Linked DNA regions of Homo sapiens: region 1 is linked to region 2. A link is an interaction called in ENCODE POLR2A ChIA-PET data of the cell type or tissue named here. Cell type or tissue: endothelial cell of umbilical vein. All regions are shown on one strand. Links, peaks and the distances in the headings refer to the core of each region. The heading gives the core; the rest is flanking DNA. Region 1 overlaps NDUFAF2 (NADH:ubiquinone oxidoreductase complex assembly factor 2). Region 2 overlaps SMIM15-AS1 (SMIM15 antisense RNA 1).

What was found. ChIA-PET counts read pairs that join two places held together with the same protein. Peaks named below come from ENCODE experiments on the same cell type or tissue, not always from the same donor. Only the 100,000 strongest peaks of a DNase experiment are listed, where the experiment ranks them.
Region 1: POLR2A ChIA-PET joins it to region 2 with 9 read pairs; 2 of 35 experiments call an interaction of 5 or more read pairs at or near these places.

The regions. Positions count from the first base shown.
Region 1 is chr5:61,061,101-61,077,652 of GRCh38, forward strand. NDUFAF2 (NADH:ubiquinone oxidoreductase complex assembly factor 2) reads left to right here. Exons shown (of 4, transcript NM_174889.5): 2 at 12,025-12,114. Among named protein-coding and RNA genes, the nearest start is that of SMIM15-AS1, 93 kb to the right of the region's middle. In endothelial cell of umbilical vein, for the core only: no CTCF peak of the experiment used is centred there; no DNase peak of the experiment used is centred there.
Region 2 is chr5:61,173,722-61,190,273 of GRCh38, forward strand. SMIM15-AS1 (SMIM15 antisense RNA 1) reads left to right here. Exons shown (of 4, transcript NR_109908.1): 2 at 5,983-6,106; 3 at 6,631-6,717. Among named protein-coding and RNA genes, the nearest start is that of SMIM15, 20 kb to the left of the region's middle. RefSeq lists an enhancer at 13,979-14,494. In endothelial cell of umbilical vein, for the core only: no CTCF peak of the experiment used is centred there; a DNase peak (open chromatin) is centred at 8,910.

The DNA of each region.
Region 1 (16,552 bases), core at 3,861-11,860, 110 kb before region 2:
TTGTAAGTAGTAATATTAGAAATCTTATTTCTAACCATCCTTTAAATAATATCTTGCGCAGCTTTCAAATGTGTGAGAACACTATATGCAGAAGAAAGGGAAACTTTCTAAATAAAAACAATCCCTTTCCATTAATAATTTTTATCAGAACTAGTCATGATAGTTAGAAAATGATGCTTTTCCAACTCTGGTACTTGTTCCACATTTACTATTCATCATCATGGTAAGCAAGAGCCCTTTTATCGCTCCAATTTTTATTTATTCATCTATTTATCTATATTGTTTAGTGCTGTGGCTTTATTAATTCCTGGGTTTTTCTCAGTGTTATATATAGTGCTCAGACATTTTGGTTTCAGAATTCCTTTAGACTCTTCATAATTATTGAGAGAACTTTGTTTATGGAATATGTATTGATATTTTTTATAATAAAACTAAAGGGTCAGAACCATAGCTATATCTCAGCCCCTTGGGCCCAGGATGATAGAGTGTGCCTCAGAGCAATAGACCATGGCTTAGTGAGAGAATTGCATTCACTTGTACCTTTGAGAGTGAACCTATACATCAGGTCCCAGGTGCTATAGTGGTTTTGAAAGACCTTGAGCTGAGGAACCCAACTCTCCAGACACTCTGAGCATCTGTGCTCTGGATCCCAGTGCTGCCTTGGCAGCCTGTGAGCCATGTCAGATCTGACACTGAGAGAGATCCCCTAAGCTAAGACTCACCACTGTGAGGATAACAAGAATGAGAGGATTCCTAAAGCCTGTGCCCTAATAACCTACACTGCTGCAGTCAGTACCACAAACTCCTGAAGCCTAGACCAGGGAGGCACCTGAAGTTATTTCCAACATTGGTCACTGCTGAAGATGCTGCATGGAATCACATTACTGTGGTGACATAGAACCAGAGCCACCACATTCTGCTTATCTGGTGGCATCCTTGGTACCATCTACATGTGAAAGTCTTCACCTATAAAAACCACTCTGTAAAGTTTGGAAGAGGTGACTGTACCAGCAGATGTGCAGATATATCAACACAGATACACAAGAAACATGGAAAAGCAAGGAAATATGACACCACTACAAAACAAAATAATTCTTCAGTAGCTGACCAAAGAAATGGAAGTTTACTAATTGTCTAAAAGAAATTCAAAATAATGAACCTGAGGAAACTCATTAAGAAAGAAGACGGTGCAAATAGGCAATTCAGTGAAGACAGAAAAGAGTTTATGATCTGAATGAGAAATTCAATATAGATAGATATCATAAAAATGAACAAAACAGAAATCTTGGAGCTGAAGAATTCAATCAATGAAATTAAAGATACAATTGTCGGCTTCAACAGCAGGCTAGATCAATCAAGCAGGAGAAAAATATCTGTGAATCTGAAGATAGGTCTGTTGGAATGACTCAGAGGAAAAAAGAATGAAAAAGAGTGAAGACTGCCTATAAGACTTATGAGACACCATTAAGAAAATAAATGTACTATGGGAGAAATGCACTTAGAGGAGAAGAGACAGAGAAGGGGACAAAAAGCTTATTTAATGAAGTAATTGCTGAAAATTTGTCAAGTCTTGGGAGAGATATGGATATCCAGATCCATGAAGCTCAGAGCTCCCCAAATAGATTGAACCCAAAGAGCTCCTGTTTGAAGCACATTATAATCAAACTATCAAAAGTCAAAACCAGAATTGTAAAAGAAGCAAGAAAAAAGCATCAAGTCACATATTAAGAAATCTCCATTAGACTGTCAGCAGATTTCTCAGCAGAAACCTTGCAGGCCAAGAGAGACTGAGAAGATATATTCAAAGATGTATCCAAAGAAATAAACTGACAGTTAAGAATACTATACCCAACAAAGCTGTTCTTCAGAAATGAAGGAGAAACAGTCTTTCACAGAGAAGCAAAAGCCAAGGGAATTCATTACTGCTAGTCCTTCCATACAAGACATACTTAAGGGAATTCTTCAGGCAGAAACAAAAGGATGACAATTACTATCATGAAAACATGTGAAAGTATAAAAACCACTGGTAGAAGCAAATATCCAGAATACTTTAGTATTGTAAAGGTAGTGTGGAAATCATACTAATCTCTAGTATAAAGGCTAAAAGTCAAAACCAGGTTGGGCATGGTGGCTCATGCCTGTAATCTCAGTAGTTTGGGAGGCTAAATGGGAGGATTGCTTGAGTCCAGGAGTTTGGGATCAGCCTGGATAATATGGCAAGATCTTGTATCTTCAAAAAAGTTAAAAAAAAAAAAAAGTTAGCTGGGTGTTGTGGCACACACAAGCTACTCTGGAGGCTGAGGCAGGAGGATCATTTGAGACTCAGGTTGAGTCTGCAGTTAGCCATGTTCATGCCACTGCACTCCAGCCAGGAGTTTGGGTGATAGAGCAAGACCCTGTCTCAAAACAAACAAACAAGTCAAAACCATCAGAAATAATTAAAACTACAATAAGTTGTTAAGGAATACAAAAAGATGTAGACTGTGGTATCAAAAATGTAAATTGGTGGGGAGGGTAGAAGTCCAGAGTTTTTGTATGCATCAATGTTGAGTAATTATCAGCTTAAAATAGTAGATTATAACCATAAAATATGTTATTTAAGCTTCATTCTGACCACAAAACAAAAAACTACAGCAGATAGATGAATGATAAAGAGAAATGAATCAAAGCTCAGCTACAGAAAATTGTGAAATCATAAAGATAGGCAAAAAGAGGAAGAAAAGAACAAAGGAACTACAAAACAACCAGAAAACAAATAGCAAAATGACAGTAGTAAGAACTTATTTATCAGTAATAAACTTGAATGTAAATGGATTAAATTTTCCAATCAAAAGTGATAGAATGGTTAGATGGAGTTAAAAAGAAAAACAAGATCCAACTATATGTTGCCTACAGGAGACCTACAACAGCTTTAAGGACACACATAAGCTGAAAGTAAAAGAATGGAAGAAGATATTCCATTTAATGGTAATCAAAAGAAAGCAAGCGTGGCTGTACTTACATATGATAAAATAGACTTCAAGTGAAAAACTATTGCAAGAAACAAAGAAGGTCATTAGTTAATGATAAAAGGGTCAATTAATGAAGAGGACATAACCATTGTAAATCTATATGTACCCAACATTGGAGCACCTAAATACATTAAGCAAATATTAATGGACATGAAGGGAGAAATAGATAGCAATACTATAAGAGTAGGAGACTTTAGTACCCCCACATTCAAAAATGGGCAGATTAATCAGACAGAGAATTAATAAGGAAATACTGGACTTGAATTGCACTTTTGACCACTTGGAACTAACAGACATCTTCAGAACTTTGCATCCAACAACAACAGAATACACATTTTGCTCTAGCACACATGCATAGAACATTCTTCAGGATAGACCTTGTGTTAGGCCACAAAAGAAGATTGACCATATATCTAGTATTGTTTCAAACTACAGTGATATGAAACTATAAATCAGTAGCAGGAGGAACCTTGGAAAATTAACAAATATGTGGAAATTTAAAAACATGCTCCTGAATGACCAGTGGGTCAAAGAATAAATCAAAAGAGAAATTTCTAAAATGTCTTGAGACAAATGACAGTGGAAGCACAGCATACCAAAACATGGGATGCAGCAAACGCATTTCTAAGAGGGACATTATAGCAATTAATGCCTATGTTAAAAAGAAGAAAGATTTCAAATAAATTGTCTAACATTACACCTCAAGGAACCAGAAAAAGAACAAACTAAACCCCAAAAAAGCAGAAGGAAGGAAATAATAAGATTCAGAACAGAAATAAATCAAATAAGGAACAAAAAAAACATAGAGTCAATAAAACAAAGAGTTGGTTTTTTGAAAAACAAAATTTACAAACCCTTAACCAGTCTAAGAAAAAAAAATTCAAACAAAATAAAAAATGAAAGTGATGAAATTATAGCAGATGCCTCAGAAATAAAAAGGTCATACAGTACTATTATGTACAAGTATATGCCAACAAATTGGATAACCTAGAGGAAATGGATGAATTCCTAGAAAAATACAACCTACCAAGATTTAGTCAGGAAGAAATAGAAAGCATGAATAGACCAATATTAATAAAGACATTAAAGAAGTAATAGAAAACCCCCCAACAAAGAAAAGCCAAACACCAGATGGCTTTGTAGCTGAATTCTACCACACAGTCAAAGAAGAATTAATGCCAATACTTCTTAAACTCTTCTGAAAAATAGAGCTTCAGAGAATACTTCTAAGCATATTTTATGAGGTCAGCATTACCTTGATACCTAAGCCAGACAAAGACATCAAAAGAACTACAGGCCAATTTTTCTGATGAACATTGGTGTAAAAATCTTCAGTAAAATATTAGCAAACCAAATCCAACAACACATCAAAAGGTGTATACACCAGGACCAAGCAGGGAGATTTATTGCTGGCATGCAAGACTGGTTTAACATACACAAATCAATGTGACACTTCACATCAACAGAATGAAAGATAAAAACTACATGATCATCTGAATTAGTGCAGGAAAAGCTTTCGACAAAGTGTGATATTCTTTCTTGTTAAAAATTCTCAACAGTTTAGTTATAGAAGGGAAGTTTCTCAGTGTAATAAAGGCCATTTATTAAAAACGCACAGTTAACATTATAATCCATGGGGAAAAACTGAAAACGTTTCCACTGAGATCTGGTGCAAGGCAAGGACATGCACTCCTGCCACTTCTGTTCAGCGTAGTACTAGAAGTACTAGCAAGATCAATCAGATAAGAAACAGAAATAAAAGGCATCCAAATCAGAAAAGAAGTAGAATTATCTCTATCTGTAGAAAACATGATCCTATATATAAAAAAAATTTTAAGATTTTAGCAAAAATAAAAAACCCGTTAGAACTAATAAATGAATTCAGTAAAGTTACAGGATACAAAAATTAGCATACAAAAAAAATCAAGATACAAAAATTAGCATTTTAATACACAACCTAACTGAAAAAGACGTAAAGAAACCATCCCATTTATGACAGCATTAAATAACATAAGATACTAAGGAATAAATTTAAGCAAGGAGATGAAAAATCTGTACACCAAAAACTATAAAACATTGATGAGAGAAATTAAAGAACACACAGATAAATGCAAGGATATCCCATGCTCATGGATCAGAAGAATTACTATTGTTAGAATGTTCATAGTACCCAAACCAGTGTACATATGTAACACAATCTCTATCAAAATTCCCATAGCATTCTATACAGATATAGGAAAACAATCCTAAAATTTGTATAGAACCATAAAAGGCCTCAAAGAGCCCAAACAATTCTGAGAAAGGAAAACAAATTTGGAAGCAACTTTGATTTAAAATTAATAAACACTTACTTTCTGATTTAAAATTTTATTACAGAGCTATAGTAATCAAAACAGTACGGTACTGGCATAATAATAGGCACATAGATCAGTGGAACAGAATAGAGAGCCTAGAAATCAATCTATACATATATGGTCAACTAATTTTTGATCAAAAAAAATTTGATGAAAAATCTGCGGATGATCAATTCACTTATATAACATGGCATAATATTTGTATATAACCTATCCACATACTTCTGTATACTTTAAATTATCTCTAAATTACTTATAATACCAAATATAGTCTAAATGGTATGTAAATAGTTGTTATACTGTATTTTTTAAATTTGTATTTTATTGTTGTGTTGTTGTTTCATCATTTTTTTCCCCAAGTATTTTCAGTGGTGGTTGACTGAATCTGCAGATGCAGAACCCATGGATACAGAGGACTGATTGTATACAGAGACCAGGAACAAAACAGTGGTTACCTGGGACAGGAAGGGGTGGTTGGGAGAAGTAGGGAGATGTATGTCAAAGGATACAAAGTAGCAGATATGTAAGGTGAACAAATCTAGAGATCTAATGTTCATGAGGACTGTTGGTAATAAAATTGTACTGTGTGTGGGATTCATGCTAAATGAGTAGATTTTAGTTGCTCTTGCGACACACAAAAAGGGATAACTGTGAGATGATGTATATTTTAATTTTTTTTATGACTAGATGTTTCTTTTTTTTAATTATTATGCTTTAAGTTTTAGGGTACATGTGCACAACGTGCAGGTTTGTTACATATGTATACATGTGCCATGATGGTGTGCTGCACCCATTAACTCGTCATTTAGCATTAGGTATATCTCCTAATGCTATCCCTCCCCCCTCCCCCTACCCCACAACAGTCCCCAGTGTGTGGTGTTCCCCTTCCTGTGTCCATATGTTTTCATTGTTCAATTCCCACCTATGAGTGAGAACATGTGGTGTTTGGTTTTTTGTCCTTGCGATAGTTTGCTGAGAATGATGGTTTCCAGCTTCATCCATGTCCCTACAAAGGACATGAACTCATCATTTTTTATGGCTGCATAGTATTCCGTGGTGTATATGTGCCACATTTTCTTAATCCAGTCTATCATTGATGGATATTTGGGTTGGTTCCAAGTCTTTGCTATTGTGAGTAGTGCCACAATAAACATACGTGTGCATGTGTCTTTATAGCAGCATTATTTGTAGTCCTTTGGGTATATACCCAGTAATGGGATGGCTGGGTCAAATGGTATTTCTAGTTCTAGATCCCTGAGGAATTGCCACACTGACTTCCACAGTGGTTGAACTAGTTTACAGTCCCACCAACAGTGTAAAAGTGTTCCTATTTCTCCACATCCTCTCCAGCACCTGTTGTTTCCTGACTTTTTAATGATTGCCATTCTAACTGGTGTGAGATGGTATCTCACTGTGGTTTTGATTTGCATTTCTCTGATGGCCAGTGATGATAAGCATGTTTTCATATTTTAATTTGCTTCACTCTAGTAACCTTTTTACTGTCTATTCATATCCCACAACATCATGTTATATCCCTTAAATATATACAATGAAATTTATTTTAAATACATAAAAGTGAGATTTTTAAGTGTTTATTAATTCATTTTAAAATATCACTAATAAATCCATTACATGTTAACATAAAGAATGTATGGATCACTATACTTTACCTCTTTCTTCCTCCCGGATCTTGAAGTTCTGCCTTAATTTGTAAAACTTCCTTTGTATAGCATATCTGATACATATCTTTAATTGGCATACATTTTCATTTTTAGTATTTTTTAACTTGCTTTACTGCCTATGCTTAACAAGGCAATCTTTTTTACTTTTATCTTCACATTTTAAACACAATTGAACAAAAGAAATGTTATTAACACACTTTTACAAGAAATTTCTTTTTCCTCAGAATGTCAGAGTAAGTTCAGAAACTGAATATTGATTTTCCTTTTTAAGTTATGCAACAATGACATGAAAACCTTTATATTTTCCATGTGGTAGGAAAAAGGATATAGGTACAATTTTAATCTCATAAATACATGCGCACATGTATATGTGTTTGTGTATTTATAATCTATTAGTTACAATAGTCTGAAAGGGAACAATAACATGTTAATATGATATTTTGAGTCACGCGCTTACAGGTCATTTTTATTTTTTTCTACTTTTTGGTATTTTCCAGATTTTCTTCAGTGAAGTTTTAATGAATCTATTATTAGGATTAAGTTAATTGATTTAAGATGTGTCTTCCACATTCTGAAACACCTTAATGAAAGGCAGTGGTTTTTCTTTTTTGGAAAGAAATAGTGATTTTTACTCTTTTACTTTTAGCTTAGCCCTTGTATTTTACCAACCGAAATGTCAGTTTGTAGATGTAACATTTGTAGTCATCTGAAAGTCTGGCAACATATCTTAGTGGTTAAGTGTCTAGGATCTGGAGTCAAAAGACCCATGTTCAAATCCTGATATCTGTTTGCTAGCAAGTAAATGTCTTAAGTTCTCTTAAGCCTCAATCTCTTTATAAATGAAATGTACAAATTGTTTATTTAAATGAAGTAATAATAGTACCTCATAGCATTGTATAGCTTAAATGAAATTACTCATGCAGAGCTAAAACTTAGTTCAATATCTGGCACATGGTAAACATGCCATAAATGTTAGTGCTTTTTTTTTTTTTTTTTCCTGACTCTGGAAATCTAGGACCTCTCCCTTCTTCCTTCAAACCTAACAAAACATTGTTGTGAACTACAGGATTTTTTGAAATCAAGGGTAAATGTAATCCAAGCAAGACTTTGATATTCAACACCCATTACCTGTCCATAGGAGTTTCCTGCTGGTTGTATTGGTTTCTATGCCCTGTAACACCATATGTGTGGCTGGGCCTGTCTCTACAACCCAGTGTGGTCTGCAGTGTGGTTTCCCAACTGTGGTCTATAAGATGACTTTAGATGACACAAAGACAACCCTTTAAATTTTTTAAATCTATTTTTATGGGTGAGCAAAAAACACAACTAGCACATTAAGTCAGTGATTACATGAATATTTTTTAGAGTAAGGTAAAAATGAGTATTGAGGAAAAATGCAAATCACTGTAAAGAAAAATATTAGGTTATAGTACTCTAAAGTATGGCAAAAATTGCAAAGATGGTACTTGAATGGCTGAAGTTTAGGTTTCTGCTCTAGAGGCTCCTTCCCATATCTGTGTCCAGGGTGCTCATACACTGTCCCAGAAGCTCAGTAGTACATGTGAAACCTGTCTTTTACCTAAACCCTTGTCATCTACGATATGCCTTGGGATCTCACCTTTTATTATGTTTTCTTCCTTCCTTTCTTTCTTTTTTTAAAATTAAATGGGCTCCATATATTTCTAAACAAAGAAATAGGAAATCTACCATCCTCCTAAGGCAATTAGCTCAACAGCAGCTAGCTTTTTCTTTTTTTAAAGTTTGGAAAAATATACTGTTATATCTACAGTCTTTAAATACATAGATTATTGACCATTACTACCTTCCTGAATTCAAACCCTGTGTTTCAATTAAATATAATATTGTTTAGTATTAAATAAAACAACTGTGTACTGTTTTATTTAATAATACTCATTGAGTCCACCAATGTCAATTATTTTTGTTGTATTAGGACTTATTGAACCTACACATATATTGGATTAAATGTTTTTGTCACCAAGTTAATTTTTAAATGTAAATTAGAACCTAAAATTTTGATGCTTGAGCAGGTACTTAAATTTGCTGTATTCACTACGATGGAAATTTTTTTGCTGTGATAAATAGAGTTGTCTTTACAAATATTGCATGAAAGCATATTAGTATAAGTAAGTGTACAGTTTGTGCATAATTCCTTACTCAGTGGGAGGCATAAATTCCATTCCCAATTCATAAAAATTGAACAAGTAGTATTTATTCCAAAAAAAGGGAGTAGTTTTACAGTGATTTATTGAGGAGATAAACATATCTGATTACAAAGAATTTATTTAATAAGCTAATAGCTTTATTTTATATTACTAAAGATGTATACTTTTTTAAAAAATCTTTATTTCAACTATTTCTAAATAAAGGTTTATTCAGTGATTGTCCTGAAATTAAACTAGCTCATTAATTACTCTTCCTGTCTTTGCATACACACACACACACACACACACACACACACACGCACTCACATACACACAAATAGGCATAACTTTTGATTTTTTAAATCCTTGGGAGACCTTACATGAAGTTGATCGACCTAAGAGTAGGAATAGAAAGTTATTTTTTTTGTTGCAGATATGCCTGTAGTATATATGCATTTAGTAGTGCTACTGAGAACGATAGACCTGTCTATCCTCTCCCCATGTGCTAAACTTTATGGATGTACATTTAAAAACTTATAGACCATACATGTACTTTGAGGATCCCATGTATTTGCATTTTTATTTTAGACAATAGTTTTCCTTTCTATAACTATTACTCCAAAAAACATTCTTACATTTTGGTAATTAGATAAGGACTACATGAAGACATCGGTATTTGACTAACACATTTTGAAAATTGTCACATAAGCTTACTTTAATATATGCTAAATTATAAATACTAAATTTATAGTAACTTGTTATGATGTATTTATATATGTGAATGTAAATAGCATTTTAGTAAACATACATGTACATATATTGAACCTCTACTGTGAGAGAAATGCAGTTGTCATTGTTATATGCTCCTTGTACCCTAATCCTTGTTCCTACCACTTTTAGTATCAGTCCCTTGTCCTACTGTAAATTTATTGGGTAAGATAAGCAAAAGGTAACTCCTCTTTGTAGAACTTGGGGAACCTCTGCGTTAGGATTAAATCAGCCTGATTAAATGACTTCATAATGAAATGCAGAACTTCCTGACCACATACTTAAGATTTATTAGCCATTAATGGGTTGTCTATGAACTCCCAGCCTTTCACTTAATATTACTAAGATGGAAGAAATAAAACCAGCCATTCAGCTTTCTTAGGCTTTCCTTTTATGTCGTCCTTTCTCCTGCACAGTCACTCCCAGGAGTTTCCTGTCCACACTTAAATGAATTTACAGCTAATAGAATATCAGGTAGTGTAGGAGAGAGATTTGCAGGCATCAAGGTTAATTTCTTTAATTATGTAAGTCAGTATATTTAGCATAGTGTAAGATTGGCTTAGGAGTGGTAAGAGAAAGGAGTATTTTGTAAGGTCCAAATTTCTCTCCCTGACTGGTCTGATCACTGTTAAGCCATGCTGCTCCCTTTATCATTCCTCACTAATGACTTCTCTGTCTCAGCTCACATTCCCTGGAGTAGGCAGGCACACTTGTTAAATAGTAGGAAGTAGAAAGCCTACCTGGTTTCCCCAGGCTCAAAGGTTCAGTGAGAAAGAAACATGTTTTGAAGCAACCATTTTGATAAAGCTGCTTTGAAAGATATAATGAAGACTTTCTGAAAACAGAAGAAAATAACAATTAGTTTTATGCCTTCTGTATAAACTTAAAATATGCACTAATCAACTTTTATTGAGAAATATAAGCATTAGGCATTCTCATTCCATTCTTGACTTCTCACCAACTTTTACTTTACTGTTCTCTCTGTTTCATGTTTCTGCATTGCTACTATTCCACTCCAGATATTAATCTCTCATCTGAAGAACCATAGACTTTGAAATTATGATAAAAGATCAAAGGGAGACAAAACAGCAGCAGCTGGTCTCTCAATGTGGCTCTAACAGTAACATACGAACTTAGTAGCTTGTAAGTGGTCACCATCAGTCTACCATAGCCATAACCAAACCAATGACCAGTTTTGTTAAATTCTCTTAAGAGGAAGTGATTCAGATGGGCCACAGAATTCAACCCATGGCTTGGCTCCCTTGGGTTTGCCAGTGTATTAGGGAGAGGGTGGCTGCAGGGTCTTGTGGTCCATTACATACTTAGTAACAGCAATGAATATCGATTTTCTTGGGTGATTGCAGCAGCCATTGCTTCCTCTAAGATATATACATGTAAGTCAGAAGAAGTTGAACTTGCTGTTGATTATTAAAATATTTTTTATTGGCCATTAGTGCTCTATAGGATTAATTGGTTGCTCTTTTTCTGTACATTAAATCTAGATTTATTTATTTATCTATTTATTTATTTATTTTTTGAGATGGAGTCTCACTCTGTAGCCCAAGCTGGAGTGCAGTGGCTCGATCTCGGTTCACTGCAGCCTCTGCCTCCCGGGCTCAAGTGATTCTCGTGCTTTAGCCTCCTGAGTAGAGTAGCTGGGACTACAGGTGTGTGCCACCATGCCTGGCTAATTTTTTGTATTTTAGTAGAGATGGGGTTTCACCATGTTGCCCAGGTTGATCTTGAACTCCTGAGCTCAGGCGATCCACCCACCTCGGCCTCCCAAAGTGCTGGGATTACAGGCGTGAGCCACTGCGGCTGGCCTACCTTTAATTTTTGTAGGCTGTGGTAAATAATTATAAATTTTTACAGTAGTTTAGAATTTGCCTTTTGTAATATACCTAATTCAAAATGGAAATCTATTCTCGTTTTCCTGTTAATTTAATTCTTTTACTATATAAGGGGTTATGCAATATTCAAAGATTAATTGTAGAACTACTGTATCATAGGTTCATTTAAAAATGTATTAATGACTTTTGTCTTATAGGACAAACTATTCGAGAGAAAAGAATTGTAGAAGCAGCAAATAAAAAAGAAGTAGACTATGAAGCAGGGGATATTCCAACAGAATGGGAAGGTAAGTTTCTGCTTTTAGTAGAATCTCATGGGAGGTAAGTTATATAACAGTATACAAATTCAATAAGAGCATATATAGTTATATACTGTTTCTCTTTGCAAAAAAGTTTTAGTGTCTGAATGTTTGAAACTTTGTTTTTTTAACATTGCATTTCTTTGAAAGTTGTGAAGGTGCTGAATTTTAGTAAGCAGATGCATGTATAGCAAAAAGAACTATTAAGCATTATCAGAGCTGAGACTAAGGTGAGGCAAGCCAAAATCCTAAGATGCAAAATTTAAGCAGGCACTCACTTTCATGTAGTGACCCAGCACTTGCACAATCCTAGGATTTGAATCCTGTTTCTGGCACTCATTACACACATGAACTTGCAAAGTAACTTAAACTTTTAGTTTTTTCTTTTATAAATTATGCATAATACTTGCTGTAGATACCATTTGGAGTATTTTTTCAACTCACAATAACTCTATGATAACTGACTGCCTGTTAAGACAAGGATGGATGCTCGATCCCTTTCCTAAGACTTTGAAGTTAAAATAAAAGATCAAAGGGAGACAAACAGCAGCAGTTGGTCTCTCAGTGTGGCTCTAACAGTAACATATGAACTTAGTAGCTTGTAAGTGGTCACCTTCAGTCTACCATCAAAGTTTTATTGCATAAAAAGCTAATTGATTTTAGAAAAGCTAATATTGCAGAAAAAGCTGATTTACTGAGAAGAAAACGGAAACTAGTTCACAATGAGAAGTACATAGAGAGAATATTTCCTAGTTTTCCAACAGCTTTCTGGTTCCCAGTTCAGTTTCTCTCTGAATGAAGTTCATCTGCAAGACTGAGTTCAAAATGGCACCTCATAACCATGTTATGTATTTCTGTTTTTTGCTTACCAGTTCCTAGCATAGTGCCTGGCACATTGTAAGGCACCTAGTAGGTAGTTAATCAATATGTATTGAATACCTGAGGCCGGGAGTGGTGACTCACGCCTGTAATCCCAGCACTTCGGGAGGTCGAAGTGGGCGGATCATCTGAGGCCAGGAGTTCAAGACCAGCCTGGCTAACATGGTGAAACCCCGTTTCTACTGAAAATATAAAAAATTAGGCCAGGTGTGGTGGCTCATGCCTGTAATCCCAGCACTTTGGGAGGCCAAGGCGGGTGGATCATGAGGTCAAGAGATTAAGATCATCCTGGCCAACATGGTGAAACCCCGTCTCTACTAAAAATACAAAAATTAGCTGGGCATGGTGGCACGTGCCTGTAGTCCCAGCTACTCGGGAGGCTGAGGCAGGAGAATCACTTGAACCCGGGGGGCAGAGGTTGCAGTGAGCCAAGATCACGCCACTGCACTCCAGCCTGGTGACAGAGTGAGACTCCATCTCAGAAAATAACAAAAAATTCAAAAAATTAGCCAGTCGTGGTGGCACAGGCCTGTAATCCCAGCTACTCGGGAGGCTGAGGCAGGAGAATCGCTTGAACCCGGGAGGCAGAGGTTGCAGTGAGCTGAGATTGCGCCATTGCACTCTGGCTTGGGCAACAAGAGCGAAACTCCGTCTCAAAAAAGAAAAGAAAAGAAAAGAAATACCTGAAACTGGGTAATTTATAAAGGAAAAAGGTTTAATTGACTCACAGCTCCGCATAGCTGGGGAGGCCTCAGGAAATTTACAATCATGGCAGAAGGCGAAGGGGAGGCAAGCACCTTCTTTGCGTGGCAGCGGGAGAGAGAATAATGAAGGAGGAACTTCCAAATACTTATAAAGCCATCAGATCTCATGAGAACTCACTCACTTCACAAGAACAGCATGGGGAAACCGCCCCCATGATCTAGTCACCTCCCTCCTTCGACACAAGGGGATTACAATTAGAAATGAGATTTGAGTAGGGACACAGAACCAAACCATATCACCCATTTAATAGATGGAGCACCTAAGGCCTAAAAAGGTTAGTTAATTTACCTGGGTTATATAGCTTCATACGTGGGTAAACAGTAGACTCATTGCTTCTTGGTTGGCATAGCATGATACCTTACATGTGGTAGCTATAGGCATTATGTTACTTTTATGCCAGCATGTGAATGTAAACATCATTTCAGTAAAAATATTTTTCCATTTCTGCTTACTACTAGAACTATGAGGAAAAAAAAAACCATAAAAATAAGTAGATACCAAAGGTTTTTTGAAGAAATACAGAATATAAATTGGCAACTTCTAGGAGGGGTAATTGAGCTTTCTTATTTTAGCAGACTCTCCAGTGTTATAAACTACATTTACAATTCTTGGATAATGCGTGCACCTTCTTAGAATGAGTTTGTTTTTATCATTTTTTCCAATAATAGTATAGAATTAAGATGTTTATAGAAATGTTATAAATAAATGAGTACGTAATGACTCATTTTTCAGCCTTTGAGACTTTCAGAGAGTTTGAATGAAGTTCTAATCTTTTTATGGCTGTCCTGATCTAGTAATTTGGCATAACTCTCCCATGGGACATATGTTTAAAACAAATGTATCAATCAAACACTAAACAAAAATTATTTTTATGGTGGTACACATCAATTAAATGTGAAAAATAACTCAGCACCATGAAAAAGTAAATTAAGTATTTTCAGGTTCAGATGAATATTGTATTTGTCAATTTTACTGGGACCTGCAAGTTGCATATTCTCCCACAATGTAGATTAAACAATGTGCCCTTTTTCTTCGTTTATTTAGTAGGTATCTATTAAGGACCTCTACATTCATAGAGCTTATTTTCTAGGGTGGGAGAAAGACAATACACCAGATAAATAACTAGACTATATTGTATGTTAATGGCCACAGAAAATAAAGCAGGGAAAGGGCATAGGGAGTGTTGGGGAAGGTTTTGCAGTTTTTTTGTTTGTTTTTTAAGATGGAGTCTCGCTCTTTGCCCAGGCTGGAGTGCAGTGGCGCGATCTTGGCTCACTGCAGGCTCCACCTCCCAAGTTCACGCCATTCTCCCGCCTCAGCCTCCTGAGTAGCTGGGACTACAGGTGCCCGCCACCACGCCCGGCTAATTTTGTTTTTGTATTTTTAGTAGAGAGAGGGTTTCACCATGTTAGCTAGGATGGTCGCCATCTCCTGACCTCGTGATCTGCCCGCCTCTGCCTCCCAAAGTGCTGGGATTACAGGCGTGAGCCACCGCGCCCGGCCGTTTTGCAGTTTTAAATAGTGTTCAGAAAAGGCTTTACTGAAATGACTTCTGAATAAAAACAGAAGGAGCTAGTCATGCAGCTAACCAGCTGAAGAGCATTACTGGAGAGCAAGTACAAAAGCCCTGAGGCAGGAACATGCTCAGATGTTTGAAAAACAGCAAGGAAGTCAGTGTGATTGGGATAGAATGAGAGAGAAATTAATAGATAAGGTTAGAGAGTTAATAGGATTGTGAATCTGGGGGGCCTTGTAGGCCATTTTAAAGACTCTGGCTTTTACTGTGAGACTGGAAGCCATTGTAGGGTTTTGAAAAGAGTAGTCATATGTTCTGAGGTATATTTAACAGGATCACTATGGCTGCTGCATTGCAAATAGACTTAGGGGAACATAGGCAAAATATGGAGACAGGAAGCTCTTGTAATAATTTAGGCAAGAGATTAATTGTGACTTGGGCCAGAGTAACAGTGGGAGTGGAAAGAAGAAGTTGCATTCCGGATCTGTGGTAAAAGTAGGACCAACAGGATTTGATGACATATTGGATGTGGAGCATGAGAGGAAAGCAGACAGTAATTACTCTTAAGCTGTTTTGGCCTCACCTGGAAAAAGGAGTTGCTGTTAACTGACATGTGCAGTTAAAGGAGTGCAGTGAAAGGAGCAAGTTAGGGGTGGAAAAATGAAATCAATTTTGGACATGCTAAGTTTGAGATGCCTATTAGACATCCAAGTAGAGATGTTAAATTGTGTATGAGCCAAGAACTTAGTGGACATATCTGTACTGGAGATAAAATTTGGGAGTTGTCAGCAAATAAATGGTGTATAAAGCAATGAGACTGAAGAGATCACACACAGAATGAGTGTAAATACAAAATGAGAAATTCAAACACTGACCCTTAGGCTGCTCCAAAGTTTAGTTAGAGACAATGGAGACCAAAAAGGAGCTGCCAGAAACATAGGAGAAAAAAAAAGTGTCATGTACTAGAAGCCAAATATCAAGGAGGAAGAAGTAATCAAAATGTCAAATGAGGTCTGAAAATTAACTCTGCTTTAAATACAGGAACTATTTTGTCTGACAAAAATAGTTCTGTAGAGTGGTAGGAGCAAATGCATGATAGAAAAAGAAGTATAGCAAGAGAGAATTTGGAGAGTCTGAGAATAGACAGTGTTTATGAGGAGTTTATCTGTAAAGAAAAGGAGAATGATGAAGCAGTACTTGGAGAGGAAAATGGAGTCAAGAAATATTTTCTTTTGTTTTAAAGACAGAAGAGAATTTTGTAATAGT
Region 2 (16,552 bases), core at 5,003-13,002:
ATAATATGAAGAACTCTGGACCATCTCATCCCTCAGAACACCACACTGATCCAGTTTATTGACAACATCCTACTTATAGGACAGGATGAGGAAGAGATAGCTAGTATGGTGAAGGCCTTGGTAAGATACCTGAATGCCAGAGGATGGGAGATAAACACTGAAGATTCAGAGAACAGTCACATTAGTAAAGTTTTTAGAGGTCCAGTGCTCAGGGCAGTGTCGAGATATCCTCTCCGAAGTGAAAGACAAATTGCTGCGTCTTACAGCCTCTATACCAATAAGGAAGTATAGCACTTGGTAGACCCCTTTGGGTTCTGGAGGCAACACATTCTACATCTAAGAGTAATGAGCCAGCTCCTCATATACCAAGTGACGTGGAAGGTCGCCAGCTCTGAATGGGGCCCAGAACAGGAAAGGGCTCTGCAACAGTTCCAGGCTTCAGGTGCAAGCAGCCCTGATACTTGGATCATATGACCCAGCAGACCCTAGTGTGTCAGTGGTGGGAAAAGATGCAGTGTGGAATTTATGGCAAGTCCAGTGGAAGAGTCATAACATAGGCCCCTGGGATTCTGGAGCAAGGTGATAACGTCTGCAGCAGAGAATTGTATTCCCATTGAGAAACAGCTCTTCCATGTCACTGGCTGCTATAGAGACTGAATGCTTTACCATGGGACACTTAAACCTCCTCCTCCCTATCCTTGAGTGACTGACTTTCTAACTCAATATTTATTAGTTGACATTCTACTGAAAGAAAGCATTTTCCTTCCTCCCCCATTCATTTTTTCATTTGTTTATAACAGAATGGACTCATGGATTCTTAGTCAACAAATCAAATATTGTTACTGTTGTTACTTATTTTGATGTTCTAACTGTCCCAGTTTTGACCAATGGGAACCCCAGGATGTCTATGTCCTTTACTTGTGTCCTCATCATTCTTTGGGGACTTTCTTGCTTTTTGGTACAAGATGTTCCAGGCTCAACTTGTACTATTCCCACTCTAGCCCTGCAATTGGCTATTTCTCCAAGGAGCTCTGCTTCCTTTCCACGTAGAATGGTATTCAGGAACCAAGATCTACTGAGTGCCAGGTTTGCTCATTGCTACTGGTGTGTCATTGTGTGTAGTCCCTCTCAGCAGACGGATACATACAAAAATACTTATATTTATTTCTAGCTACTAAAAACCATGAATTTGTACTGATACCTTCAACTCTAGTCAAATGCTGCTTTCTAGTTTCCCCCTTTTCCATATTTATAACTCCTTTAACAGGAAGAAACCTGGCTGCCATTATCCTCAAAATATTTATGTATTTGCTCATGAATAGAATACACAGAAAGTAATTTTAGAATTGCTAACTCATACTACTGTGAAAAGAAAGCTTACTAGATTTTGGGGTGACGTGTTTCAATTGTCTTTCAATTTGGCAGCTGAAATGCCATCCTTTAAATAAGGTTAACATATTCAAACTTAAGCCCCAAATAACCCTATCTAGGCCATGAGAACTGGATGGTTCAGAGGCTTATTAAAAGGCCGTAGGGATTCAGCAATCTTTAGGTTACTAGCTTTAATCCTCACATCTACTGTAACTAACAGTGGTTGACACGGAATTGTTTATGTTGGCTAATAGTAGCTGATCATGGCTTTATCTTCCAGGTCTTAGTGATTAAAATCACATCACTGAGAATTGCCACCTCAGCTGAAGGAAAGGGCAGATTTCCCACAACGGTGCTGTTTAATCTTTTTAAAAGCAAACTACAACAGATTGTTCATAAGTAATTTCTGTGCATGCAAAAAGTACTTAAAGCACAATTCTCAGTTACATCTAATAAGTGTGCAATATGATCATATCCTTTTTAAAATCCCATCAGGTTTTACAAGCTACAGATATTTTTGAACAAATATTTAGAAAATGATTCAAGGAAAAAGGTGCTATCAAAGGCAGTACTTTGAATCTGGAAGGCCAGTGCTTTCTCTCTGCACCAAAACCAAATTGATTTTAGGAGATGGCATTTTTTAGTTGGAATATAAATTCAGTTTAGGATTTTGTGTAAATGTCCTGTCAACATCAGGTTTCAAGAGTGCAAGTCATTTGTGCCTTCATAAGGGTTTCTTTTCACTTTTAGTAGTTTGTGTCATTTTGCTAGATGTTGTTAAGCACTTTTAACTTGCATTCTTAGCATTAAATGGTAAGCACTCCACAGATGAATGAATCCTTTAGTATTGACAGGACCTTTGAGGAAGGCTTATAGTTACTAATATCAGTATTCAGTGTTGTTCGGTACATTAGCTTGTCCCTCTAAAATGAGCAGTAAACTTAAAATTTATTACTGTCATCAGCTTAATATCAGTACATCAACTTGCCTATTTTGCTTGATAGTTTACCTTTACATTTACTGTATCTGCTCTTTACTAAAACCAAATTTTGTGTTGAGTCCTTAAAGTGTCTGGCCTATTTTCTATGAACTTGTATAACTAGGAAAATGTTAGGGAAAAGAAGAAGGAGCACTTTCAGTCTTTGGAAAGCACATTGACCTAATTCATAAGGCGATGTAAAGGCTGGAATTATGCAAGCTGGCCTGCCTTGATATTATCTTGTCTAAATGACCTTAAATTAATGCAGCTATAGTTGATTAAACAAAAATATAAATTTATTATTAGAAAGTACACCTGTCAGTTTACTTTTATTTCATCTCTACCAAAGCGTATGACATTTGTTCTTCAAGGAAACCATTGATGTGCATGCTCCTAATTTTAAGACAGTCCAGTTGGGATTCCTTTAAGGTAGATTAGTTTTTAGGTAGAGTATCATCATTAAATGTCTGTGGTAGGCAGTGTCTAAGATGACTCCCAAAGATACTGTCTTCCTTGTATTTGTGCCCTTGTATTATCCCCTCCTGTAGAGTTTGGGTTGGAGTTTTTGATAAACAGAATCTGGCAAAAAGCAATGGATGTCATTTCCAGGTTATAGATAAACTCTGGCTTCCACCTTGCTCACCCCCTTGTTCTCTCACATGCTTACTTTAACGGAAGCCAGTTACCAGACTATGAGCTGCCCTGAAAGGCAGGAGAGCCAAAGAAAGCTTCTGGCCAACAGCCGGTGAGGAGCCCTGTCCTGCCAATAGCCACTCGAGTGAGCTCACATGCAAGCTCTCCTCCTCCCCACACCCAGCCTGGACTGACACCCCATGAATGCAGTCTTCAAGAAACCCTGAGCCAGAGGACCCACTAAGCTGTGCCCAGATTCCTGACCAAGAGACACTCTGAGAGAAGGGCTGGCTGTTTGAAGCTGCTAAATTTTGGGATAATTTGTTACCCAGCCATAGATAACTAACACAATGTCCTTTAAAAAACAAAAAACAAAAGCCCATCAAACTTCCTGTTTTCTTGATAGGGCTTCAACTCACATTTGAGATCAATAGTTTTGCACAGTGATTGTCAACCCCGGCTGTACATTAGAATCACCTGGGCAGTTTTTTAAAACTACAAGTACCTGGGCTTCACGCCAAGCAATTCCACTTGAATTGGTCTGCAGTGGAGTCTGGGCCTCAGTATTTTTTTGAAGTTCCCCAGGTAATTCCAGTAGGCAAATGAGGAATCACTGATTTAACACAAGTGGACTCAGCACTTTCCAAGTCCTGGGTGTATTGAGCAGGATATGGAGCTCCCTGTCGTAAGTAAGGCAAGAAGACTAACATGTAAGAAAGAAATTACAAGGTGATATAAGAAGCACAGAAGAGGAAACACCCAACTCAGCCTGATAAATCAGAAAAGGTTTGACAGAAAATATTAGGCCATTTCTTAAGCTTAAGTGTATCAAAAGCTAGTTAACAAGAACTTGGGAAAATAAACATTCCAGGCAGGGGAAAAGCAAGAGTACAGGCACACAGCTGTCAGAGAATAAGCAGGGAGATGGTATGCTCATGTTTGAGTAATAGGTCAGGAAAAAACTCCAGAGGGGTGAAAGATGAGGACACGACCTGTGGTGGTGGCGACCTGTGGTGGTGGCCAAAGGAATAGAGAGTAGGGGCGAATGAATTTGCTAGTCAGGATCTACGATGGCTAGGATGTGGAGCGAGGCACTGAAACACAGAGGAGCCCGGAATGACTCCCAGTTCTGGTTTGCTGATTGTGTAGGTGGAAGACTAACTTTGGCAGCAAGTACGGGGGAAGCAAAAGCAGAAGACAGAGGGAAATGAACCCTCCATCTGAAACTGAAACAGTTCAGTTTTGGACCTGTTAAGTTTGAAGCCTCAGAATAAACAACTGGTGGCAGTTGGCCCTTGAAATGAAAACCCAGTTGCCATGTCACTTGCCAGAAGAGCACGTTCTTGTGGATGATTTGGTGTATTTGGAAATAATCGACAACTACCTTCTATTTTGGTGCTTTGGTGATTTGCAGTCAGCTTTCAATGAGACTGGGAAGATCTTGAGAATTAGCTGTCTTGACATTTGGAACACATTCCATTGCATTAAACCAAAGAAGCCTTTAAAACTGAACCATGCATGCTGCTTTTCACTATTTTTGTTCACTGGCTACGGTTCATTCCCACCATACTCTTCTCTTAGGTACCATTGCCCCACGTAAGCAGGTAATGCCTTGGTTTGCCCAGCTCTTGGTAGAATTTTGAACTGACAGCGGATTACATTGTGTCATGAGGTGGGAAGGGCTGGGAAGGCAACATCCACATATCCCCATTATGATCTAGTCATTGTTTCCATTTCAAAGGAGCGATATATTCAGCTCAGCACTTCCGTCTATTTAAGATATGTTAGCTCCATGAATCAGAGTGAATCTACATATTCCCATTGTGAACCTGACATTGAAATATACGTTTTCCAGTTTCAATCTACTCACCTGTTATGAGTGAAGCTTACCTTTAAAAAAAAAAAAAAAGGAGCAGAGATATTTAATATTCCCAATATTTGCTTTTGATGAACTGATACTTTTGAACTTTTAAAACTATTTTATGTCTTCTGTACTCACAGCTCGTATACCCCCACAAGAGTGGAGAAGCCACAGGGAAATACAACTGGATCTTACTGTGAAAGGCAGGATTATGAGGTCTCGATATCAAGGCTGCCTAGAGGCTGGTATAAAAAAATGCTGATGTCCACATAACTTGTAACTCTTAAGTAAATCAAACCTGTAATTCAGCTTGGCTGCTTCTAAGTCATTTTGATTCCTGCCAACAGAACATTAATGAACTTAGCTTCTCCGCAAGTTTATTCATGTGTAATACCCAATTCCTTCTTCCTCGTTCCAGCAGTTGCCCCTGGTACATCTGATAAGGTGGAAAGCTAGACTAGGTCATACAAATCCAGGTCATTACTTAAACCCAGATTATTATAGACTGTTCTCTAATTTTTCTGTCTGGTTTTAGAGTGGCAAACAGAAGAAAGTTTCTAGGGCTTGGGTTTGGAAAAAAAATCCATACACTAATAATTCTTGTCTTGAAGAAACATTTTATAAAATTTAGCTTATTCTAATGCCTTTATATTTCCTACTTTTATTCTCCTTTTGACAATGATAAATAATTCAATTATATTGCAGTTTTGCTTTTGGATCTTGGTTTACCTCCATGGATTTACAGTGATGGGAATATTCTAGAACAAGTAGTCATCTAGATTTCCCCAAATGCCCTGAGACTGATATAAGAAGCATACTAAAATGGACATGAACCTAATTTTTCGAAGTATAAAATAATATAAACCAGTTGTGACCAAACTTGCCTACAAATTAGAATTGCCTGGAGATCTCTAAAATGCCAAAGCCCGGGACATATCCCAAACCAATTAAATCACTATTTCTCGAGGTGGGACACAGGCGTCAGGAGCGCTTTAACTCCCAGGATGATTCCTATTTGTAGACAAGCTTAGGAACCACTGACCTAGACAACTGTGTTACTTGAGGATTCTAAGTCGGCACAGCTGTGGCGTGTTCACTACCCAGCCCTGCCCTTGGCATGATGTTCTCTCCTATCCAGCTTCTCCATCATCTTCCTCCACCTGATTCGTAGAGACCTCTGGACATCTGAGCCTAAGCAGGGCCACTAAATGAGAGAGAATCCCATCACTGAAAAGCAACAATGAATATATTAAGGACCACAGGTGGGTGTAAAATAGATTTTTGCAAATTTTGTGAATTGTTATTTGTTATATTTTTCCTGATAACAAAAGTTTTATGTCAAAGATTTTTGTCTTCCAGTTTTAGTTTCTTATGCAGTAGTTTTAGGAAACTCTGGTGTGCCAAGATGATATTTTTTTTTCATGCTTGGGTGATTGTTTTAGAATTCCTTCTTTGAGTTCAAGAACATCTTTAAAATATCTAACTCAGGGGTATTATGTGTGTTGAGTGAGAATTGTCTATTTGCCTTCTTTAAAGAAACACAATTTGACACAAAGATAGGTATTAAAATTTTTATTTTCTGTGTATACACAGCACATTAGTTATTTATTTAAGCAACCACTGGCTGTCCAAAAACTGAGGGAGGCATGATATAACACCGATTGTTTACCATAGCCTTTATCACAACTCAGAGCTCTAGCATTGTACAAATAATCACATATTGTCTTAAAAAATTAAAAAACTAAAGTAATCCAATAAAATAATGATTTTGCTCTCTGTATCTTAGGAGAGATAGAAGAAATATTGCAACTGAAGCTGCTAGATGGTTATGATTATCTGAATAGGTGTGATCTTGACTTTAGCGAATTAACAGGTAAGCTTCTTACTATGAGGTTGGTGCAAAAGTAATTGTGGTTTTTGGTAATTGCACCAACCTAATATAAGTACTTCATTAATTGTAAACCATATTTGATTTAGAAACCATTTATACGTAATTTCTGGACTTGTATTCAATTAAAATAATCTATGCTAATATGTGCAAATTATAATCCCACTCTTGCTTTGATCATCTGTTTTCTGCCACTAACTGCCACTGAGGAGTGGAAAAAGAAGGCACATAGCTGTAATCTAATTTCAAATAATATTTGTCAGGGAAGATGTTTGGTTGGAAAATGCATGGCTTTTTTAACTCAGATTTTATTCTATAAGTGATTATTGGGGGCAGAGGGTAGAAAAAAAGTGAGAATACATGTCTGTCTCATGATAAACAAAAGCCTGAGATGTTACAGTTACTTACTAAAATCACTTTTATCATATGAAGATTTTGGATAAATCATTATTAAGGAAACTAAGGACAGCTGTGGCATGGAATCAGCGGGCTTTCAGTTTGAATCCCAGTTACTCACAAATGTAAAGTGGTATTTTCATTCCTCTTTTGTTAAAATGCTTTTTTTAAATGTAGGAAGTTTACATTTTGTCCTAGATCACATTGGCTTCTGTTCCCACAGGAAATGTTATATGCTATATGTCAGTTTTCATTTCATTAAAAGTGAAAGTAAACATGGTATGCATCAGCCAAACAGTAACTAATCCCGACATAATTTCAGTATTAAATGAGGCTTGGAATATGTATTTGAATGGGCATGATAGTTTGGGAAACTCTAATTCAGAGATGTCCCACTTATAACAGTGATGTTGGAGAATAGGGTTACCAGTTATGGCCTATATTTGCTCTGTCATATCACGTTCTTACAGTATGTAATTATATTTGGAGAAATATCCTTTGAGCCATAGTATTTTGGAGTCAAGTATTAGGCTATAATTTAGACATTGTTTTAGTAGAATAAAGTAACTTTATAAGATTGTTCCAGATCTTTGTTCTATATCTCTGTCTTTTATCCTTCCCCCTTGCAGAAGTCATTCCTATTTACCTTATTTAAAAAACGAGAGAAAGTATAACTCAGGCTGAAATAAAGCACCAGACTAAAAAGAGATGCCCATTTTCATTCAATATTTATATTTGCCAGAATAAAGGGAGACAAATAATTATTTTGCCTTTAAGGCCTTGATTCTGGATGATAGATTAAGTAGACAGACTGTTGACCACATGTGACTTAAGGAATATTGTTAATTATTTTACCAATCTTTGGATCAAGGTTTGCTTGAAGTAAGTAAGCTGTGCTGTGGATAAACCTTTGGATGATAAAGAGTGAGCTGTATTGCCTTCAATATTGTTTGCATCAGAACATTACTAAGTGGTATCGATTTTGAAAAATAAAATTCAACTTTCTGAGAACATAGACCAGATTCAAGTATTTTTATCTTTTTTTCCCCCCTTTTTTCAGAGAATGGAATCTCTCCACGTTGCCCAAGCAGGTCTCGAACTCCTGTACTTGAGCTATTCTCCCACCTCTGCCTCCCTAAGTGCTGGGATTACAAGCGTGAGCCACTGTTCATGGCCTTAGGGACTTTTAAATGTTAAATTGATTTTGACCTACCCAGGAGCTAGAGAATACCAATGATTACAGAGGGGAGAATAAAATTGCCGTATAGATTTTCTGTGCTCCTTTAGAAAATCCATTCTGGAGTAAAGAGATGGGCAATTGGTCAACTGAGTTTCTTTCTTGTATAATATGTCAGAGTTTGATATTGTCAGTCTGTTAACCAAGATTTTTATTGGGATATTTGCTGAAAGAGGCTCTAAGAATATCCCATCACCAGTAATTAGAATTTGTTACAGGTTTCAGTCAGGGTAGTTGAAAGGGAGCTAATTTGGTAACACAATAACCTAGTACCCAACTAATTCAGGAGCATGAAGAAAAATTGGTTGATTAAGGCTTAAGTCAGATAAATAATACTATAGGTTGACATGGCTGGGTTAGCTCAGGTTTGTATATTTGTTTTTTCAAAGAGGCAGACTTTTCCTAAGATTAGAATCCACAGTAATGATGGAAGCAGGAAACTTAGGGGCAGGCCATAGGTGTAAAATCAAAGTTGAGCTGCTTCTGTGTTACAGCTGTAAGCACAGGAAGTTGCCCATTTTTTTCAAGCACTATTTCTGCATAGTCATATATCAGCTAGTGTTGTCAACATAGACACAAGAGACAATAGGAATACGTACATGCAATTCCACCATCAGCTAAAAAACCCACATAAGTCTTTGAAGCTCTCAAATAACACGCATGACACTGAATGGTACATTTTGATGCACTTTGAAACTCTTATCTCTTTAGTTGGTAAGTACATTTGAACACTTAATATGTGCTCAGCAGAAGAGAAGGAGAACAAGGGAAGTCTAATATAAAATCAGGATTTTTTCTTTTCTCTTTGAAGCCAATTAGAATGTGTGTATGTGTGTGTGTGTGTGTGTGTGTGTGTGCGTGTGTGTGTGTGTGTGTGTGTATTATTTAGTGTAGTAATCCTTGGGTTTTTTTTAAAAAAACGTGTTTTACTATGAAGTGTAACATACAAGAAAGTGATAACATATGACATATACAGCTTACAAATGGTTGTAAGAATTAATACACTTTGTAAGTGCCACCCATGGTAAAAATAAGTAGGTGGAGAAGGAGGAGAAGAAAAGAAGAATTTAACTAGCATGTCAGAAGTCTCATGGATCTCTTTCCAGTCACAACCCTCTCACCAAGCTCGATTCCTATTCCCTGAGTAAGTTCTAATCTTACTTTTCTTTTTTTTTTTTTTTTTGAGAGAGAGTCTGACTCTGTCACCCAAGCTAGAGTGGTGCAATCTCGGTTCACTGCAATCTCTGCCTCCTGGGTTCAAGTGATTCTCCTGCCTCAGCCTCCCGAGTAGCTGGGATTACAGGCATGTGCCACCATGCTGTGCTAATTTTTGTATTTTTAGTAGAGATGGGTTTTCGCCATGTTGGCCAGGCTAGTCTTGAACTCCTGACCTTAGGTGATCCGCCCGCCACAGCCTCCCAAAGTGCTAGTATTACAGGCATCAGCCACCGTGCCCAGCCTAATCTTACTTTTAAAGTAATCATTTATTGCTTTTCTTTACAGTTTACCACTTGGATGTGCATCCATATGTACCATATACAACCATAGAGTTTAGTGTTGTGTGTCTGGAAACTTTACAGAATGAGGTCATACTTTATATATTCTTTTGTCTTGTTTCTTTCACTTGTTATCTATGATGTTGAATGTAGATGCAGTCTGTTCATTTTCATTGCTATGTAGTATTCCATTAAATAAACGACAACTTATTTATCCATTCTACTATGTTGGACATCTGGGTTGCTTACAGTTTGCATTACAGATAATGTTCCTGTGAATATAGTTATGCTATCCCTTGGTGCATATAGGCTTGCATTTCTGTTGGACATAGTCCTAGTCAGTAAAAAGGAATATGACAGAAGTCAATGAAACTGTCTTTTTCTGAATGAAAATTTAGTGAGCCAGTAATCTAATGAGGAAAACAGCTGTTCTTTTTGTTATTCTAATGGTAGGTGCTGTCTGGATATAAAGATGACCATTTCATTTGCTTAATATGAATGTCTACAAGTATGTTTCACCAAGAAAATAAAATACATTTTAGTTTTAAACCATATCTGGTATTATTTCTAGAATTCTAAAATTAACAGGATAAAAAGTCCTTAGAGGGCAAGGATTCTTTCATTTTTTAAATGTACTTCACAGTGACCATAGCAATGCTATTAAGATGCTGAATCCCAACCAAATATGCATTCTCTTGACAAATATACTTTGGAGTAAAATTATTTGTACAAATGCATATAACTTTTCAGATGTCCAGAACTTTAATTTTTCCTTTATTCTAAAAAGGGGGAAAAGATGGATTCCTTTAACTTAAAACTGTTTCTGTTTTGAAAGCCTCTATCCTGAAAGATAGAAAATAATAGTTTTGATGAATCCATGTAATATTCTGTGTTCTTCACAATTTTTCTTACAACATTATTCCTCTATACATGTTCTTAGTATAGATAATATTAATGTATTTCTGAGGCCATTAATAATTATAATTTGGGCCTTTTGTTTGCCTTTTGAACCTGGAAGACAAAATAGATAGTATATTAAGATGCAAATGTATATTTTCTAATGGACTTGTGCTTCAAAGCATATGTATTTTAGGGCTTGGCCTGATTTTGCCAGCTAAGGCCAGATCATTGTAAATTGATTTCAATATCTTTCTGCTTTTATAAGCTTTGTTCTAAAGCTTCACAGGAAGAATCAAAATAATGTTTGTCACACTGTTCTAGCTTAGCTGAAATCTTGTTCCTGTTTACACTAAATGACCATTGGCCTAATGCAGTTAACATGAGTACTTTACAACTCATCCAAGAACTATTTCAAGTGTTGAGGAAAAGGCACTTTAATTGAAAAATTACTTATGCAGGATCAGACTGAGCGAGAATGCTGTTTTTTGTACATTCAGCATATTACACATACCACGCTCCATTTTGCTCCTTTGTTATAACAAATGAATTCTTTTTTGCAATGAAAGGATTCTTATGGTTTATCTTCCTTGGGGATTGTAACTTTCAAAAGGTGCTCTTAAATATATTACTACTTTATTTAAACTATTCACTTCCCAGATGTGCAGTGCTTTGCACAAAGAATAATTCACTAATGCCTTGAGCACACAAAAGGAAAATGCTCTGCTGGGTTTCCCTTTTTATTTTACTTTCCAGTGGTAGGTTTATGACTTGATGCCCAGCTTCTTAATAAATTCACCTCTCACAGGACACAGTTCTCTTTAATATGTTTTCCATGCTTATAGAAAGAAACACTGTATTAGCAAACACCAGTAGAAATTTCATTTTCACCACGTTGCTTTCTCTGGGTATATATAGAGAAACCCCTTAAAGGGCTTCTCCAGGACAACTGAAAGTTATCTTTTTCATTGATCTCTTCTGTGGCTTTAAAATATTTTCTTGACAACATATTGTTTTTATTAATCTAAATTAAGCATTTTAGATTCTTTTATGAATTTAAAAGATATTAAAACCAAAGAATTGGAAAAATATCTAAGAAAAGTTACTAATTTCCATGGTGGGGTATAGAGTTGGTGTGTGTAGGAAGTTATACAGGCAGAGGAGCATTGGAAGAAAAGTGGTGTTTAAGGAAGATTACTGTAAACTGGCAGCAGGCAAGAGTCCAGGACGTTTACCCTTCCACCAAGTTTTCCCAGCCTGCTCTAGCCATGCTATTATTTTACAAGCTCCTATACATATTATATAATATATAAGCAAGAATGGATGGATGGGTCAAAATAAAATGCTTCTATCAGCAAGTTCCCTTGATAAGACAGCAATGGTCAAAATTCACATGAAATAAAAAGATCTTGGATATGGTTTCTTCCCGGGACTTAGAACTTTAATATGTTAATGTACGTCTTGAGGTTCCAAAAAGGGCCTTATATTTCAAGGAATGCTGGTGTTTCAAGCAACAGAGTTTGGGAAACAACAAGGTAAATGATAATCTAATGCATTTAGGTAAGAGGTAAGTGAAAGTTAGAATATATGCTTGAGCAACATGTAACCATAATGGCTGTGGAGTCCCAGCTTTGAATATCTTGGAAGAATAGACAATTATCAATGTTCCTCCCTCTCAAATGATCCTTCTCAACACAGGTTGTGCTTGATGAATCTTTAAGAACAGAATCTTAGCAGGATTTTGTCAAATGCCTTTTCTTCATCTGTTGAGATAATCATGTTTTTCTCTTTTAGTGTATTAGCATGATGAATTCCATTGATTGATTTTCTAATGTTAAACCAATCCTACATTTTTCAGATGAACCCCACTTGGTTATGACGTACTATCCTTTTATCCCTTTAATATATTGTATTTGATACTCTAAAATTTTGTTTAGAATTTTTACATCTATGTTCATAAGGGATACTGGTTTGTAGTTTCCTTTGCTGTAATATCTTTGTATTTTCTGCTCTATTTTTGGAAATGTTTGAGTAAAATTGTTATTTATTCATTAAATGTTTGGGAGAATTTACCCTGAAGCCATCTGTGCTTGGAGTTTTCTTTTTGGGAAGATTATAAACTGTGATGTCCATTTCTTTAACAGATACACAGTTCATACCAATACCCTCAATTCCAGTCCAACACCACAAAGTCTATTCTAGTTTTCATCCTTTCCATACCTGTAACTCCCTACCCTGACAATGAGAAACCCCTCTCCCATCATCTTTCACGTACTTCCTTATTTGGTTAATGTCTCTATATATAACCCATCTTCTTTTGCCGCTGCTGCCTCTCCAATACAAGTGCCCTCTTCACCTCCCTTGGGGTCTGAAACTCTGCCAAGGGCAGCAAGTGCTACTTCCCCTTCTACCCCTCAATGCATGCCCTCCTTACACTACCCAGGCTGATACCATATGCCAGACTGCCCCCATTGCATGGTGATATGGCTTGGCTCTGTGTCCCCACCAAAATATCATGTTGAATTGTAATTCCCAATGTTGGGGGAGAGAACTGGTTGGAGGGGATTGGATCATGGGGACAGATTTCCCCCTTTCTGTTCTCATGATAGTGAGTTCTCACAAGATCTAATGGTTTAAAAGTATGTGGCACTTCCCCCTTCATTCTATCTCTCTCCTGCCACCATGTGAAGATATGCTTGCTTTCCTTTCATCCTTCTGCCATGATTGGCAGGAGGACTTCCTGAGGCCTCCCTAGCCATGTCTCCTGTACAGACTGTGGAACTGTGAGTCAATGAAACCTCTTTTCTTTAGAAATTACCTATTCTCAGGTAGTTCTTTATAGCAGTGTGAGAATGGGCTAATGCAGAAAATTGTTACCAGGGAATTGGGGTCTTGCTATAAAGATACCTGAATATGTGGAAACAACTTTGGAACTGGAGAATGGGCAGAGGATAGAACAGTTTAGAGGGATCAGAAGAAGACAGGAAGATGAGGGAAAGTTTGGAATGTCCAGGAGAGTTGTTGAGTGATTGTAACTAAAATGCTGATAGTGTTATGGACAGTGAATTCCAGGCTGAGGTACTCTCAGACAGAGATGAGGAACTTATTGGGAACTGGAGTAAAGGTCACTCATGCTATGCTTTAGCAAAGAGACTAGTGGCATTGTGCCCCTGCTCTAGAGATCTGTGAAACTTTGAACTTGGAAAGATTATTTAGGGTATCTGGTAGAAGAAATTTCTAAGCAGCAAAGCATTCAAGATGTGGCCTGGCTACTTCTAAAAGCTTGTGCTCATTTGCATAAACAAACAAATGACCTGAAACTCAAACTTATATTAAAAGGGGAAGCAGAGCATAAAAGTTTGGAAAATTTGCAGCCTGACCATGAGGTAGAAAAGAAAAATCCATTTTCTGGGGAGGAATTCAAGGCTGCAGAAATTTGCATAAGTAAAGAAGAGCTGAATGTTAATAGCCAAGACAATGGGGAAAATGCTTCCAGGGCATTTCAGAGACCTTCACAGCAGCCCTTCCCATCACAGGCCTGGAGGCTTAGGATGGAAAAATAGTTTCATGGGCCAGGTTGAAGGTCCCGTGCAGCCTTAAGACATGGTGCCCTGCATCCCAGATGCTTCAGCTCTAGCTTTGGCTAAAAGAAGTCAAGGTACAGCTCGGGCCATTGCTTCAGAGGGTGCAAGCCCAAGCCTTGGTGACTTCATGAGCCTGGGCCTGTGGGTGTGCAGAAGACAAGAGTTGAGGTTTGGGAGCCTCTGCCTAGATTTCAAGGGATGTATGGAAATGCCTGGATGCCCAGGCAGAAGTCTTGATATGGTTTGGCTCTGTGTCCCCACAAATCTCATCTCAAATTGTAATCCCCACGTGTTGAGGGAGGGAGGTGATTGCATTATGGAGGCAGTTTCCCTCATGCTATTCTCATGATAGTGAGGGATTCTCATGAGATCTGATGGTTTAAAAAGTGTGGCACGTCCTCACTTGGCACTTCTCTCTCCTGCTGCCATGTGAAGAAGGTCCTTGCTTCTCCACCTTCTATCATGATTGTAAGTTTCCTGAGCCCTCCCAGCCATATGGAACTGTGAGTCAATTCAACCTCTTTCCCTTATAAATTACCCAGTCTTGGATATTTCTTTATAGCAGTGTGAAAAATTGACTAATACAAGCCTGCTGGTATTACTCAATACAAGCAGCAGGGGTGGAGCCTTCATGGAGACCCTCTACTAGGGCAGTGCAGAGGGGTAAATGTGGCATTGGAGCCCTCACATAGAGTCCCCACTGGGACACTGCTTAGTGGAGCTGTGAGAAGGGGCCACCATCCTCCAGACCCCAGAATCAGATCCATCAACAACTTGCACCATGCACCTGGAAAAGCCACAGGCATTCAATGCTGGTCAGTGAAAGCAGCCACAGGGACTGTACCCTGCAGATCCACAGGGGCAGAGCTACTCAACGCCTTGGGAGCCCACCCCTTGCATCAATGTAGCCTGGATGTGAGACATGGAGTCAAAGGAAATCATTTTGGAGCTTTAAGATTTAGTGACTGCCCTGCTGGATTTCAGACTTGCATGGGGCCTGTAGCCCCTTTGTTTTGGCCAATTTCTCCCTTTTGGAATGGGAGCATTTACCCAATGCTTGTCTCCCCAGGAATTAACTAACTTGCTTTTGATTTTATAGGCCGATAGGCAGAAGGAAGTTTCCTTCTCTCAGATGAAACTTTGGACTTGGACTTTTGAGTTAATGCTGGAATGAATTAAAACTTTGAGGGACTATTGGGTAGCCATGATTGTGTTTGGAAATGTGAGAAGGACATGAGATTTGGGAGAGGCCAGGGCAGAATGATATAGTTTGTCTCTGTGTCCCTACCCAAATCTCATGTTGAATTGTAATTCCCAGTGTTGGGGGAGGGATCTGGTGGGAGAGGATTGGATCATGGGGGCAGATTTCCCCCTTGCTGTTCTTATGATAGTGAATTCTCACAATATCTGATGGTTTAAAAGTGAGTGGCACTTCCCCCTTTGCTCTCTCTCTCCTGCTGCCATGTGAAAATGTGCTTGCTTTCTTTTTACCCTTCCACCATGATTGTAAGTTTCCTGAGGAAACTTGTACAGCCTGTGGAACTGAGTCAATGAAACCTCTTTTCTTTATAAATTACCCAGTCTCAGGTAGTCCTTTATAGCAGTGTGAGAATAGACTAATACACATGGACACCCTCCTCACTTTCTCCTCTCTTCCTGCCAACTGAGTCTGTGTTGTTCAATTTAAACTGTTTTATTCAATGTATCTGTACATAACTGGCAAATAATAAATATGTAATCAATGACTTAAAAACTACATTTTTAATGGACATGTTCTATATTGGACTTTGAAGAAGATATTATTGAACTACCTGAGTGTATACTCGAGCTCTGCTGTTGCCTAACTGTGCAGCCATGGAGAAATTAAATCAACTTTTTAATATTTCTGTGTCCTCATCTGTTAAGTGGGATGATAATATAAATAATTATAAGATAATATTAATGAAGATAGATTACACGTGATGCCTACTATGCACCAGGTGCCATACTAAGGACTTGACATATATTAGGTCATATAATCTCCAAAATGGTTTTTTGGAGGACATGCTATTATATTCATATTACAGAAGAGACAGTTGTCGTTTGATGTAGTGCCAGTATCTCATTTTTCAGATGAGGAAACAAAGCACAAAGAAATAATTTATTCAAGATCACATAACTAATAACTGGCATGGCTGTAATCCAGACACTATGCCTCCAGAAAACAATTC